Regions from separate parts of the Mus musculus genome. Here region 2 is linked to region 1. A link is a loop called in an ENCODE intact Hi-C map of the cell type or tissue named here. Cell type or tissue: left cerebral cortex. All regions are shown on one strand. Links, peaks and the distances in the headings refer to the core of each region. The heading gives the core; the rest is flanking DNA.

Region 1 (7,547 bases), core at 1,940-4,439:
GAAAAAAGAAAAGGATAAAAAGCAACAGGATACCAAGTTATTTCTTATATCCTAATGCACATATACAAAAACTAAAACCAAGACAAGCACTTCCCTTTCTGAAAATACTGACAAAACATTATTCAAGTTTGGTTGATTATTCACTACAAATAAACTGGTTTTAACATAATTGATTTTAACCAGGCAGATACTCACATTCAATGAGGGAAATGCCTGTGAATCACTGCTGCAATCCAAGTTTTCACTTTTTGTTGTCCAACAGTCAATGTTTTTGAAGTAAGCACAGACATCTGGATCAGCATGAAGTTCATGTCTTTGGGACAGCTCCTATTCAAGGTAAAATTCTAAGTTATAATTTACTCCTACATCTTTTTTCCTAGGTGATTAAAAAAAAAACCTTCATATCTAAAGAATACCAAGAATTAATTCAGTTCGGAATTATTTGAAAATATGCAGTAAAATGAGATACCAAAGAGAAAAAATATTAACTGTGATTCTAAGTATAATCGAGGTGACTATACCAGGTTAGCTGTTTCAGTGTGTTCACACACACGATCAAGTACAAGTATGATCTTACTGTGAGGAAAGAGATTAAGTTACTACTGTAGGTGAGCAGGCGGTGTATAATGTTAGTCCCAGAGCTTAAAGCACAAGAAATGGCTGTTCAAGACTAGCCTGGGACATGAAGAGACTCTGTACAATAAAAAACAAATAAAAATAAAAAAACAATAGCTGGGGTTAGTGGCTCTTTCTTTTAATCCCAGCACTTGGGAGGCAGAGGCAAGTGGATCTCTGTAAATTTGAGACCAGCCTGGTTTATAGAGACAGTTCCAGGACAGCTAAGGCTACAAAGAAAACCTGTCTTGAAAAAACAAAAACATGAAAACAACAACAACAACAAATTAAGTCATAATAGTCTATAAAACAAAGGAAAAGTAATGTGTTCATACTGTTGGCCAGAATTATAGAAAAGATAGAATAGGGCAGCTCATTCACAAAGGAAAGTGCTAAGAAATATAAAAGGAAACTGAAAATAGTAAAATCATCATTTGGCAGTTATTATAATAACAATTGACTCATAAAGCAAGATTCATAAAAGGCTGCTAAATTAAATGAATAAATATTTGATGAAAAAAAACAGGACATTTACATAACCCTAAAAATACTGTTCCACACACCAACAAAAAACAGTTAACTCATCAGTGGAGAGATCAACAAATACATCCTTTATCAACTGTTTAAGTTAACATCACCAAAGGACAACTCAATATTGTGTGGAATGCCTGCTAGCAGTGCCTACTTGGAATCTGATCGTGAAGCAGCAGAGATAGTCAAACTGAGGGACCTTTGCTCTAAATGAAAAGTCAGTACTAATAAAATGGAAACCCAACATTACTCAGGGTAGAAGTCAAGCATGCAACAGAGACGCTTCCTAAGCAATCGTGAGACTCCTCAAAGAGCTCCTTGCCAGAGGCCACAAGGAGCCTCTCACATCCATTCTCCACACAGCCTCTTTCTTCCTCAGATGTCTCCACTCTTCTCTCCTTGGAGACTGACTTGAACTCATGAAGTCTACTCATCCTCGTAAGGTTCTGGGTTCCTAGCCGCTCAGTTTGAATGATGTAAAATCTCAATTTCCTTCTCTTCTCTTCTCCCCTCCCCTCCCCTCCCCTTCTCTTCTCTTCCCCGAGACAGGGTTTCTCTGTGTAGCCCTGGCTGTCCTGGAACTCACTTTGTAGACCAGGCTGGCCTCGAACTCAGAAATCCACCTGCCTCTGCCTCCTGAGTGCTGGGATTAAAGGCGTGCGCCACCACCACCATGCTCAATTTCCTTCTCAAATGAAGGTGACTTATCAAAGCTCTTTACCAGTGTCTCCCACAAGCCTGATCCCTCACATGGAGATTACAAAGTTTAAGCACACACTTTCATTTATTGTCTAAGTTCTAAAATCAATTTAGAGCATTTCTAAAACCATAAGCTCCACTTGTAGCCTACTCAGCTGGTGCTATTAAGTCTTTGTATTTATAATTTCCCTTCACAGCTTTGTACACACGAAGACTTGTCTCACTTACCTCCTCCAGATCAGGGTAATCATTGTGACAGGTATGATACTTCAAATGCCACTCTATGGTAAACTTCACAGGTCCAGAACAACTGAACGACTTCACTAATCAGACAAAGAGTTTTATTGTACATTAATTACAGTCTAGTATAAACTTGAAGCTTCAAGAATGCTGTCTGAAACTGGCTGTTTTAATAGTAACATGAATAAAACATTACCTAATTTCTCTAAATCACTGCAAAATGAGATACATTCATTAAATTTTAACAGCTACCGGGGACTTTCTACAATATTATTCAAATATAAGTCCAATGTTGGAATCAACTAAGCATCCTGGCTTGTTAAGCAGCGGCTTCTTTTACTCACTCACACATCCAAAACACACTGAATGAATCCTCTGCTGTGTACCATGAAAGGACACAGTAGATAACAAGAACAGTTCCTCTTTATGAACTAAATTGTTGTGAGGAGTCCACAAGTGGGCGCTTTTAGAAGTCTAAGAGAACAGGGCGTCAAGGGGCACTGGGCACCTGACATGATCTAGGACTAAGGCATGTTACCTAAAAAAAAAAAAAGCTCGTCAAGTGAAGAGGAGAGTAGAGATGCAGGAAGCCTGTCTAAGTGTGAGCCCGACCAAGGATGACTGCCTAGATACAGTTAAACAGACCAAGCAGTCCGACCTTTAGTTTGAACACCGTAAAGCACCACCAAATGCTTTAAGTTCTAGGTGGTGTGATTAAGCCTGAAGGGGTTAGGCACCGTCAGAGAAAGCTCTTGTTGGAGTGTCTGATGCCACTACAGCTGGCTTCCCCAGAGCAAGAGCAGGGAAGGGGCGGAGAAGCCACACTATCTTCCTACAACGGTCTCAGATGTTGTAGAAAGAGCATCTCTGTAGAGCGACCGTGGTGGATGATGAGTACCAGAAGGCAAGGATCACTGAGCATCGTCGTAAAGGATGGTAATCCAAACCAAGCCCACAGATAAGGCTGACAGAATTTTAGAAAAAAACAAAACGGGCTGGTGAGATGGCTCAGTGGGTAAGAGTACCCGACTGCTCTTCCAAAGGTCCGGAATTCAAATCCCAGCAACCACATGGTGGCTCACAACCATCCAAAATGAGATCTGACGCCCTCTTCTGGTGTGTCTGAAGACAGCTACAGAGTACTTACATATAATAAATAAATCTAAAAAAAAAATATATTAAAAAAAACAAAACAAAACAAAACAAAACTATTTTTGCAAATAACTAAGTCTTAAATGAAACAAAATTCTAAAATGTTTGAACCAGTTTTTTTAAAAAAATTAGCTTAATGTATCTTACATTTGTTTAAATATATTTATTTATAATATATCAAAATTGAATATTAACATACTTACCAGAAAACTTGATCTCAGTAGAGTTAAACATAGTTTTCCTGAATACCAAAGGTCCTGATTTCTAAAGTGGAAAATATAGGAAAATCTTAATTAAAACTTTCTCTATTTTTTAAAACATAGTTTTATCTTCTAAATACAGCACTCTAGTCCTTATGATACTATCTGAGTAGATGATTTTATTGTAAAGCCCCATATTTAGTCTTTGAGTCAAGACATTTTAAAACATAAAACTGGGGCTAGAGAGATGGCTGGGTGGTTAAGAATGCCTACTGCCCTTGTAGAGAGCCTGAGTCCAGTTCCCAGTGCCCATAGCATAGAACTCCAGCTCTAGACGATATCCACTTCTGACCTCTACAAGTGCCTGCATTCACTCACGTACACATTCTTTCCTACCCTGTACAAAAATTAAAAATAAAAATCTTTAAAATATAAACTTGATCACATCTCTGGCTTAAAACTGTATCACTGTGTCTATTCACTAGTTGATGTAAGGATCAGAAGTAGTGGCCCTGCTTTTAAGTTTTAAGGATCATGAATTCAAGGCCAGTCTGGGTCACACAGTGAACTTTGTCTGGAATACAAAGACCTCCAAAAGTCTCAGTTGGGGCTTGGTGATACACAAGACAGAAGGGGTTTGACCACTACGGTTAGTGCTGCTTGGCCATAACACAAACTGCACATTCACAAGCTGTTCTCTTGGTATCACAGTGAAAGTACTTCCAATAAATAACATCTCTCCCCAGAATGACTTTGGGTTTTTTGTTTTGTTGTTTTGTTTTTCTTTTTTTTTTTTTTTTCCTTTTTTTTAAAATTAGGTATTTTCTTCATTTACATTTCCAATGCTATCCCAAAAGTCCCCCATGCCCTCCCCCCACTCTCCCCCCACCAACTCCCACTTTTTGGCCCTGGCGTTCCCCTGTACTTAGGCATATAAAGTTTGCAAGAGCAATCTCTTTCCACTGATGGCCGACTAGGCCATCTTCTGATACATATGCAGCTAGAGACCAGAATGACTTTGTTTACCACTGTACTTACAGCAGTCTAAAATCCAGGAGACCCCACACAGTCAGAGCCTGCTCACCTCCCAGCAATGCTTCACTCCTGCAAAACTCCTGCTGCTAGGACCTTAGCCGGCAATCTGAAAGCTGCAACACCTCTCTTGCTTTTCCTCCGCCTACCTAGCTTCCCCTTACCTCAAGAACCAGCTCAAAATCTCCTTCCTTGGCTGGGAGTATGTCGCTTACTAGAGAGTCTGTTTACCACACTACAGGCCCTGGGTGTGCTCCCCAGTGACCCCAAACCTCCTTTATGCAGTCTCTAGCAGCCACTGTGGTTCACAACACTAACCATGATTGAAGTCAAACAGTTCTTCCCAAGAATAAAAACCCTGCAGGAAGGAACCATGCTAAGTGAAAGAGCAGTTAGGCATTACAGAGCACCAACAGGACAGACCACTCTTTCTCCTTCCCTGCAGTTTCCGAAATATAAACTCAGCAGCTCAGATCCCTCCTCTGGTCTCCGTATGCATACACCCGTGGATGCGCTCAACGGCACACTACATACACTAACTGCAGTAGCAGGCACACTCCTCTCTGCTCCCACCAAGTCTTACCCTGAAGCCTTCAGTCAGCCAAGCTTCCCTTCCATCCCGAGCTCCAGCACATGCCTAGTTACTGCACATCTTCCCACGCGTAGCTCTCTCCACACCTACCAATATGGCTGTACTGCAGCCCCTCAACATTCGCTTTGACCCCAATGGTAGAACTGGTTCTTCTGCCTCCAGACCTGCACCTTCAATCTATCCTTAGATGGCAGCCAGAATAATTAGCAATTCTGCCAAAACCCCTGTAATGGCGCTCTGCTATTTGCACCTAAAACTAACTGATGATCACAGAGTATACTCAAACCCAAAAGCCATAATAAGCATTATAAAAAAAAAAATCAAAATCAAAATAAAAAATTCTGAGTTTAGGTGACATAATAAACATTTGGTTCCAGCTTCTCTTAAAAGGAGACTTGGCAATTTTGTGCCTAGGAACCATAGTGCTTCCTTCCCTGAAGCCAAATGGCAGGAGCTGTAAAAGAGCTAGCTTCAAAGTTTCCTTCTTGAGGAAGAGGGAAGCCTAAAGCTTAAGAAGCTTACATGGCTGACAAGGGTCCTCCCTGAAGTTACAAACCAAGACAACAATTACTGTGGTGGAGTAGCTGCCTACAAGCTGTTGGCAGAACGTCAGTGACATAGCTTTTGGTTCTTACCCATGCCAGGGACACCCTTGTTCTTAAAAGTCACCCCAATGTACTCACTGGTTCACTGAGCTGAACTTCGAAGGACTTTCATCTGTTGCTGAGCTATTAGAAATGGTCTCAGAGAGAAAGTCACATAACAGGTACCAATATCAAGAGAGACATGCTGTCCAAGCTCAGCTCACTTCTGACATGATCTGTCTCAGCCTTATAAGTCCTGGAGTTTAAGGCTGAAGTCTAGTGGGAGAGGCCTATGGTGACCTTAGTCCCCCACCTTCCAGAACCTGATTCAACAAACACAACAAGATTTCCCCACACTGCTACTGTCCCACTCCTTACAAAGAAAATTCCTATTAATCTTTTCAGACTAGCTATACATCTCCACAAATCAGAGTCAGGCCAGCTCCATCAGTACTTGAATAATAATATCCCAAGCGTGCTATATGGTATATATAAGTATCTACTCATAAATATATTACCCCTGATATTGTGTGAGCTCCTTGAGAGAAAGGATTGTACCTAAAATTCATCTTTGCAGGAGGAATAATCAATCTAGCAAATGGCATATGGAGATGCTCAAACTATTTGTTAATTTTTATAGCTAAAAGAACCTTTTTTTTCCTTCTGATGAATTCATAAATGAAAGTCTTTTTTTTTTTTTTTTTTTTTAAGACAGGGTTTCTCTGTGTAGCCCTGGCTGTCCTGGAACACATTCTGTAGTCCAGGCTGGCCTCGAACTCAGAAATCCACCTGCCTCTGCCTCCCAAGCGCTGGGATTAAAGGCATGCGCCACCACTGCCCCGCATAAATGAAAGTCTTATTCTCCATGTTCTAAAAGACAAATTCTGACAACTTATTCTAAGAAAAAAAATAATCAGCCTGCTTTTTGCAAAGCTGACACTGCTGGCTTGAGCTACACAGGAAATAAACTCAGTCTGACCAAAGCATAACTACAGTCAAAAAACACACTTCTCTGCTTGTCAAAAGAACCTGCCATTCTTCCCAGTGGGATTCTTACTATCTGAAGTACGCTTGACAAAGATCTTTTGGTACATGCTCAAGCAACAGTTTTCATGGAGCTGATTCACAATGCTCTTATTTTGAGTTTGGAAACCGGCTTAACTGCATTCACTAAAAAAGCAGCAGGAAACCATAAAGTGTGCTTCAACAAACATTGCTTTTTATTGATGAGAAATACAGCCATAGAGATGGGCAGGCCCTATCGTGGTAAGTATACAAAGACATGTTTCATTCTCTCTGTTCTAAAAGATACATTTCTGACAACTTGATATAAGAAAAAAATAATCATCCTGCTTTTTGCAAAAAAAGGCTGCTGACACTACCAGCCTGAGCTACACAGGAAATAAACTCAGCCTGAACAAAGCATATGACAGCTAAAAAAAAAAAAAAAAAAAAAAAAAAATACTGGGCACCTACTCAGAAGAATCTCAAACGCAATGAATACACTGAGCCGGGCCACAGAATGAAGCCTACACTTGAGCCTCTGCAGTTTTGTGTTTGGAAGTATGTGCACCTTCTGATACTACTTTTGGTTGAAGGAATATAAATATAAATGTCACCTTTAGAACTTAGACGCTGTTTCCACACATCCCAAGCAGATCTGGGCGAGTCATCTGACTCTGGACTCAAGACAAGGCCGCTTCCCGATATCCTGTCTCTTTTGCAAGACTTTGCACAATTTGGTCTCTGCCTTCTTCCCACATCATCTCTTAACCATACAGGACGTCAAGTTCTCTAACGGCCTGCCCAGTTACGGAAGTTTTCATCCATCAGACTCGCCCTTTAAACACTCTTAAGCAAACACCCTGTTCCACAGACACGCGCAGAAGTCATGAACACTAA
Region 2 (7,547 bases), core at 2,371-4,870, 200 kb after region 1:
CTGTTTGTTCACTTTGAAAACTACGTGTTTCTCTTGTTGGCTTTTTTCATACAAATGTTGGAATTTGTCATTTTTCATAGTAAATAACTGGATAGAACATTAATTAGAACTGTATTGATGGCACCTGCAGCAGAGGATTGAAGTCCCTTGCCATGTTGTCTTCAGCTATTGCTATACTTATGTGGTGCCTTGTGTGGTAGAGATTATGAGCAAGATGGGTATTTCTTAATATAGTTTGTGGCAGTTGCTTCTTTTTATTAATTTGGAATTATGAATACTTAAAGGTTGGGGCTGTAGCTAAATCATAAAGCATTTGCCTATCATGGACAGGGCCCAACCTGTGAATTCTTGGTGCACCAATAAAAATTAAAAGAGCCAACAAGGATGGGTAAAGAAATGTTAGCTGTAAGAATTCTTTAGTATTTTGTGACTTTTTGAATTATTTTCTTTCAATTAAGTACCTGCATTTAATGAACGCTCATAGTCACATTTTTGTCACTACACATGGTGTGACTCCTTGCTTCTCTTTAAGATTGAATCACTTTTCTTTAACTGAGCTTCTGCCTTTATTTTTTTTAATATTGTATTTTTAATTATATGTTTGTGTGTGTGTATATGTTTGTCTTTGTTAGGGTTTATGCAAATGAGTACTGGTGCCTGTTTGATCCCCTGGAGCTTGGGTTACACCCAGTTGTGAGCTACCCAACAAACTGGCGGAGAGCCAAACCTGGGTCCTTTGGAAGAGCAGCTCAAACTCTTAAGCAATGAGCCATCTCTCCAGTCACTGGCACTGCATTTTAGTAGTTGTTTTATTTTTACATTGTCATATGTTTTCTATAATATTGATATTTATAACATCCTGCAATGTTGGGTTTATCCCCAAGTTTCTAATGTTAATATATGAATATTCATCTTTGAATTTTGATTTATCAAGTAATAAAATACTTCATTGTCCTCCCTCTGTACTATTTTAGGGTAAACCTTGCTTATTCCTGGGTTGTTTTAACATTTGTAGAATGGCTTCTGCTTTGAATAGTAGTCAATCTGGAAGTGATGTAAGGACTAACTGTGAAGAGATGTGTTCCCCACCAAGAATATTTTGCTTATCATGGCATCTTACCAGTGTACCTTGTTATAGAACCCCACTCTTCCACCCCAAGCATGCCTTGAAGATATGTCCAGGAAACTAACAGCGTCTCTCCCACTGAATTTGCTCTGCAGGTACTCTTTGAGCACATCCAACTCATCCATTGCTGCCCTTCTCTGCGCCCTTTACCCACATTTCCCAGCCCACAGCACTGACAACCGGTGAGTCTCATGCATTGCTAAGCCTGTTTCCTGAGGTCTGCTTTACTTTCATGGACTATTGCTTTGATTTTGTACTTAGCTCCATAGCTAAATCTTTTAAATGTATCTTTCAAAGTATTAGACTAGAAGAAAATTCTGGATGTTTGATGCCTGATCATTCTCACATCGGTCAAGCTGTTGTAAATCCAGGTGTAAGCCAGATAGAGTTATCTTTAGGTATAAATTAACCATACAAACTTTAGGGAAGTATAAAAAAACATACCTTTTTTCTGTTACAGTTATTTAATTCCAAGAAAAAAACTTAATCTCAATTAGTGACCATGTGAGTTCTTTCTTTTACACAATTACTGTGAGGTTTTGTGTAAATGACATCAAAGAGGAACAAAAATAGAGACCTATAAAAAGTAAAACAAACAATTTAGAAGTAGCAGGAAGCAACAGTTTGAAGTTATATAACGTGAGCATTGTAGAGCACAGAGTGACTAACATCTCCTTTTCTAGGGCAGTGTCCAGAATGAGGGACTTTTCTTGTGTATCAGGAAAGGGAAGAAAATAGTTCCTGATAAATGACATTGTAGGAGGCCAGCACTGTACTTACTCCAATCAGTTGTCTGTCCAAAAGTCAGCAGCATTCTTTGTCTAAATGAGTAGTAAAATGTCAGGAGCCCTTAAAGCCATGCATGACTTTGCTCTCTAGTATCAAGTATAACGGATGACAAGAAATGCCTGCTCTGCAAAAGTGTCTGATGTGAAATCCAACCTCTGTCAAGTGGGGCCCAGAACATTGTTAATTTCCTCCAGCTCTGACCTGCGGCCTCCATCCTTTCATTTAGAATGTTTCAGTGAGTTGTTAGAGTCAGTTACGGTCATTGCAGGGGAGTGTTGGATATGTGATGAGTTGAATTTCTCCCTTCTATCCTCCCTCCCTCCTTTTCTCCCTATCTTTCTCCCTCTCTTCCTTCCTTCATTCCCAAGGTTTTAATGTGTATTCAAAGTTTGCATGGAACTAGTATGTGACATAGGCTGCGTTTGAACCTGTGATCTACTTCAACCTCCCAAGTGTTGAGATTATAGGCACATGCTGCTATATGCAATTTGGTGATAATTATACAGAACCTTTATGTAGGTTTGAGAGTGTAGTATAGTGGCAGAGTGCCTGCTTAGCACATGAAAGGCCCAGTATTCAGTGCCCAGGATCTACTTGTCCTCTCTTTCCTGGCACTGGAGGAGTTATAGGTCTTTGGTTCTGGGGATCCAAACTCAAGTCTTCATACTTAAACCATGTACATTTTACCACCCCACTGAGTCATCTCCTCAGCCCTGTTTTTTTGTTTTGTTTTGTTTTTTTTTTTAAATTGTAATCTCATTTCATTACTTTTTAATGGGATCTAAAACTTACCTAAATTTAAAAATTTAGTTAAAAATTTTAATATGAAGACTCAAAAGCAAATATACACACATTGGCAGTCTCGCCCATCAGTGTTCTACTAGGTGTTTCAGTTGTTTGTGTACATAGAGAGCATTGTTCTCTGAAGAGAACCAGCTGGCGTCCTTTCTTCCCTACTAACCCTGAGGAAAGTACAGCAGCTACAGCATATTCCGGGAAGGGGCCGGGAGGTGTCTTGTGTGAGCGCCGAGGACGGGTGACTAGGACTGTTGCTTTACAGCCGTGCTTAGGCCATCATTAGTAAATACTTTCCATGAGGACAGTTGTTACTTTCTTGAGAAATTTTTTACCTGTGAACTCAGATAATTCTTGGATCAAAGATTACAGAAGTAGTTTCTTAGGATTTCTCAGTACCCTTTAGTGTCTGCAAATGGTTCAGTAGAGAAAGGTGCTTGCCTACCAGCCTGATGGCCTGAGTTTAATCCCTAATACCCACAATGTGGAAGGAGATAATGAATTCCTTAAAAGCTGTCCTGTGACCTCTGCATACATGTATCACATGCATACACACACTAAACAATATAATAAAAAATTTTAACTAGAATTTCTCTGTACTTTTAATTGAATTTGTCATCTTCATTTCAGATTCTGCTTAGGAAAATATTTACCACCCCATCTTTGTGTAGCCTGTGAGCAGTGGCGGTTGTCAGGCTCCTTCATGTCACTGGTCTCTTCACTTCTCTGGTTTTTGTGCACAGGTATCATCTCCAGGCCCTTCGGCACCTCTATGTGCTAGCTGCAGAACCAAGGCTCCTGGTACCTGTGGATGTGGATACAAACACACCCTGCTATGCCCTTATAGAAGTTACTTACAAGGTAACTAACTTTCCCTGTCATCTTTGCAGGTCAGATTATTTTAAAAGCATTTTAGCAAAAGGTGACGACACTAAGTTGAACAGTCATAAAACCCTAAGTTTCCTAAGTTGCTGCTCATTGCCAGAGCGGCTCACTCTCGTATTTTTGTGTAATTTTTGGCATTATCAGCTGTTCCTTTGTCCCTAGAGCTGATCATTGGAAAGTGTTCCTGGTAACTTTATGTGGCTAATTGTAGTGGTCTACAAAGTGAGTTTGGTTTATAATGATTCTTAAAGTTTGAGTTTATTGAACATTCAAAATTCGCAAATTTTGTATTTGTGTATCCTAAATTTGTTTATCTTTCACTGGGATTCATACATAGATTATAAATCATGTAGTCTGCACCACATTAATAAATACTTATGTTTATCAAAATGTGCTACACTTTGAGATATGAAAGTGCGATGACGATGTCATTCCTGAAGGAAATGAGTGGCTAGGCGTGAGGGCAGTGCTGGTAGTGTGAGACTTAGAGGGCTATATGGAGAACTCTTATCTAGCTGAAGAGTTTTGGGCAACTGTCACAGAGCAAACTAGGCTGACAAATGGGGCTTGGGTATGAACCCATGCTGTAGAAGCACAGCCCGTCAGCGTTGCTGCTCAGTGAAGGGTAAGCCACCAAGGTGTGGAGGGTGATGAATGCTCTGTAATAGAATGTGGGCTTGAGTATTAGGGATTAGCTGCAGCTCAGCTCTAGAATACTTGCCTGGCATGCACCAGGCCTTGGACTCAGTGTAGCTTGGACTGCTAAGCAAAGACTGCTTGAGGAGTTGTATTGTTTCATAATTACATGCAGACCGTGAGCAAGGGGAGACACAGAGTGACCATTTGGCCCATGCTGGCTCTGTTTTACCTTTGTAAAGGGCACTCAGTGGTATGAACAGACCAAAGAAGAACTGATGGCTCCAACCCTTCTTCCAGAACTTCATCTTTTAAAGCAGGTAAGTTGGTGTGGCTTTGGAGGTTTACCCAGGGCGCATATTGAGACAGAATTGCATATCTGTAAAGGTCTTCCCATTTAAGAAAAAAGAACTACAGGAGGAATATTCATGAAGGGCAGAAGAAGTCTTATGTTAGAGGTTTTTATTGATAGTCCGTGTCCTTTCAAACATGGTTCGAATGCCTTTTGGATGGTTCACAAGCAATTGGATCTCGTTAACTTATAGGTGGCTCATTGCAGTGAGTCACTATTCCCTCAAAGAATTGTGCTCAGTTTGCCAGCTTTGAGTTACGATGTTTACAATTGTCCCTGCAGATGAAAGTTAAAGGGCCAAGATACTGGGAACTGCTCATAGATTTAAGCAAGGGAGAACAGCACTTGAGGTAAGTATGCTGAGTTCACACTTAGCCTTTCCAGCAGGGCAGAGACGTCTACAGGGAGGTGGGTTCTGGAGCGCTGTCTGGGTGGTGTTATTACTCTCTGGTCTCATGCATGACAGCACGCATGGTATGTTGAACAATGTGGTCTGTATCTTAGAAGTGGGATTTGTTTTAAAATGTAAACGTTTTATTTTGAAAGTCAAACGGTAAATGTTTACACAAGTTCATTGAGAAACTAAAACTGACTCAGATAGTAATGGGTACAGTAAGATTTAGTGTAAAGGGGACTGTTTATAGCATCTGATGTCTGTCAGACATCTCCTGTTGCTTCTTTGTACTGTTGTGTTGTTACAACTAACATAAGGCTATGGGAGGTTCCTTTCAGGTAGAATAAACTATATCCAAATAATTACTTAGCATGTAATTATTTATACATTAGAAAGTATGTAAATTGTTTAAATTTACAGAAAGTTTTGACAAGCATGTAAAAGTTTCATAGTCTGGTTCCAGTTATATCTTCTTTTCTTTTTTCCAATTTTTTATTAGATATTTTCTTCATTTACATTTCAAATGCTAGTTATATCTTCTTAGTGTCTAGTAGCTAATTTCTATTTAGTCTGTATTAGATTAATTAGCATTTCCTTTCTACTGCAGAACAGTTACTATATCTTTACTACTTTCAGTGTCGTAGACATAGTGCTAGGGACACGGGAGTCAGCAGTGTTAGGTAAGACCTGGAGAAACTCAGTCCTGAGCAGGTGGAATTCCTTCTCACTGAACGAGGTCATGAATCTGGACATCACAGAAAAGTGGGGGGGCATCCTACCCTCACTTATGTGCACTCAGTCATTTTGTGTAGAGTTAGTAATCCTGCCAGAGAATGGGGACAACTTTCTCCCCTGTAAAAGTGGCACTGGAAAACACCAAGTTCAGCAGAGAATTATTAATAATACCGCCCATAAAACCATCTTTTTTCCTTTCTTCCAGGTCTATTCTTTCGAAGGATGGAGTTTTATATGTAAAGCTCAGGGCAGGACAGCTCTCCTACAAAGAAGACCCAATGGGGTGGCAGAGTTTGTTGGCACAAACTGTTGCTAATAGGAACTCTGAAGCCCGGGCTTTCAAGGTAGTGTTGCGTTTCACTAGTGTCTTCTCTGATAGATTGTAAAGCTGAATGGACCGTGGTTTCTCTTGCTTTCTTATGTGACACCTACAATAAAATAGGGATGGCGCTGGACGGTAGTGGCACACGCCTTTAATCCCAGTACTTGGGAGGCAGAGGCAGACAGATTTCTGAGTTCGAGGCCTGCCTGGTCTACAAAGTGAGTTCCAAGACAGCCAGGGCTATACAGAGAAACCCTATCTCGAAAAAACAAAACAAAAAACCAAAACAAAATAAAAAAATAGGGATGGCATGCTAGTATTCTGTGTAAGACTTGTGTTTAGCACCACCTATAAAAAACCACCACACTACAAGCAAGATTTGGGTTATTTTACTTAACTAGTCCCTCAAAGAGAGAAAGAATTTGTAATTTAGCACTAGTGTTTCAGTGTGTTGACCAGGTTGGCATCACCTCTTCTGGCTCCCCTTGGCTTTCTGTTTTGCAGTGTGGGAGATTGAACCCGGTACTTTATGTATGCCAGCATTAAATGTTCTATTACTCAGCAATAACCCAGGCCTGACCTCATAGTGTGTGATTTCCTTGTCTCAGACTCCTGAGTGCTGGGATTATAGGCAAACACCACCATGCTTGGCTGTACAACATTAGAGGGAAAACCCAGTTTTAAACCACATTTGTTTCTTTATAAAGGAAATGATGAGAACTTGAGTCTTGCTTTTTAGTTTACTATTTCCTAGTACTCAGCTACAGTACTGTTTAAAATGAAAAAAAAAAAACCAAACCAAACCAAAACAAAACAAAAACAAACCAGTTAAAGCATGAGTTAAAGCTCACTACTGTGCATATTCTGTGTTCTGGAATTCATTTCCGTCATTAAGAATGTGTTCTGTAATACATCTAGCTTTAAACTTAGGAATTTAATCTCAGTTTTAAGAGTTCAGGGCCAGATGTGTGTTGAGGAGCCTCTGAGTACCTGGGTCTCAGGCCATAAGCAAAGATGTGTTAGCTCAGCAGCCAAGGAACAGCCACAGATTCCCCGTTTTTTGTTTTTTGTTTTTTTGTTTGCTTGTTTGTTTTTTTTGTTTTTGTTTTTGTTTTTCGAGACAGGGTTTCTCTGTATAGCCCTGGCTGAACTGGAACTCACTCTGCAGACCAGGCTGGCCTCGAACTCAGAAATTCGCCTGCCTCTGCCTCCCCAGTGCTGGGATTAAAGGCGAGATTCCTGTTCTTTATTCCTGAGTAAGAAGGTAACAGTTCTGAATTGGTCAGTTGATGTTAACCCTTTCTCACGGTTATCAGGGTGTAAATGTATAAAAGTTCCAGACTTGATGTCAAGTGTGGATTGTTGCTGAAATATTTTGAAGATTTTTTTTTTTTTTTTTGGTTGTTGCTTTTATTTTTGGCTTAAGTTAGCACTATTTCTTCTAAAAATTAGAGCCTATATGAAAAGTGAATCCAATTTATAGGTAAGTTTGAGCTTAATTTTGAATATTGAA

What was found. Hi-C counts contacts between places; a loop is a spot of excess contacts. Peaks named below come from ENCODE experiments on the same cell type or tissue, not always from the same donor. Only the 100,000 strongest peaks of a DNase experiment are listed, where the experiment ranks them.
Region 2: a loop joins it to region 1, with 3 times the contacts of the local background. A loop is called at or near these places in 2 of 42 quality-filtered maps.

What each region holds. Positions count from the first base shown.
Region 1 is chr2:128,819,037-128,826,583 of GRCm38, reverse strand. It overlaps Tmem87b (transmembrane protein 87B), which reads right to left. Exons shown (of 19, transcript NM_001355629.1): 2 at 3,441-3,501; 3 at 2,074-2,168; 4 at 196-327. Among named protein-coding and RNA genes, the nearest start is that of Tmem87b, 4.5 kb to the right of the region's middle. In left cerebral cortex, for the core only: a CTCF peak has its summit at 3,202 (motif pointing left); no DNase peak of the experiment used is centred there.
Region 2 is chr2:128,620,882-128,628,428 of GRCm38, reverse strand. It overlaps Anapc1 (anaphase promoting complex subunit 1), which reads left to right. Exons shown (of 48, transcript NM_008569.2): 39 at 1,222-1,308; 40 at 3,454-3,571; 41 at 4,474-4,551; 42 at 4,866-4,933; 43 at 5,918-6,056. Among named protein-coding and RNA genes, the nearest start is that of Gm39929, 19 kb to the right of the region's middle. In left cerebral cortex, for the core only: no CTCF peak of the experiment used is centred there; no DNase peak of the experiment used is centred there.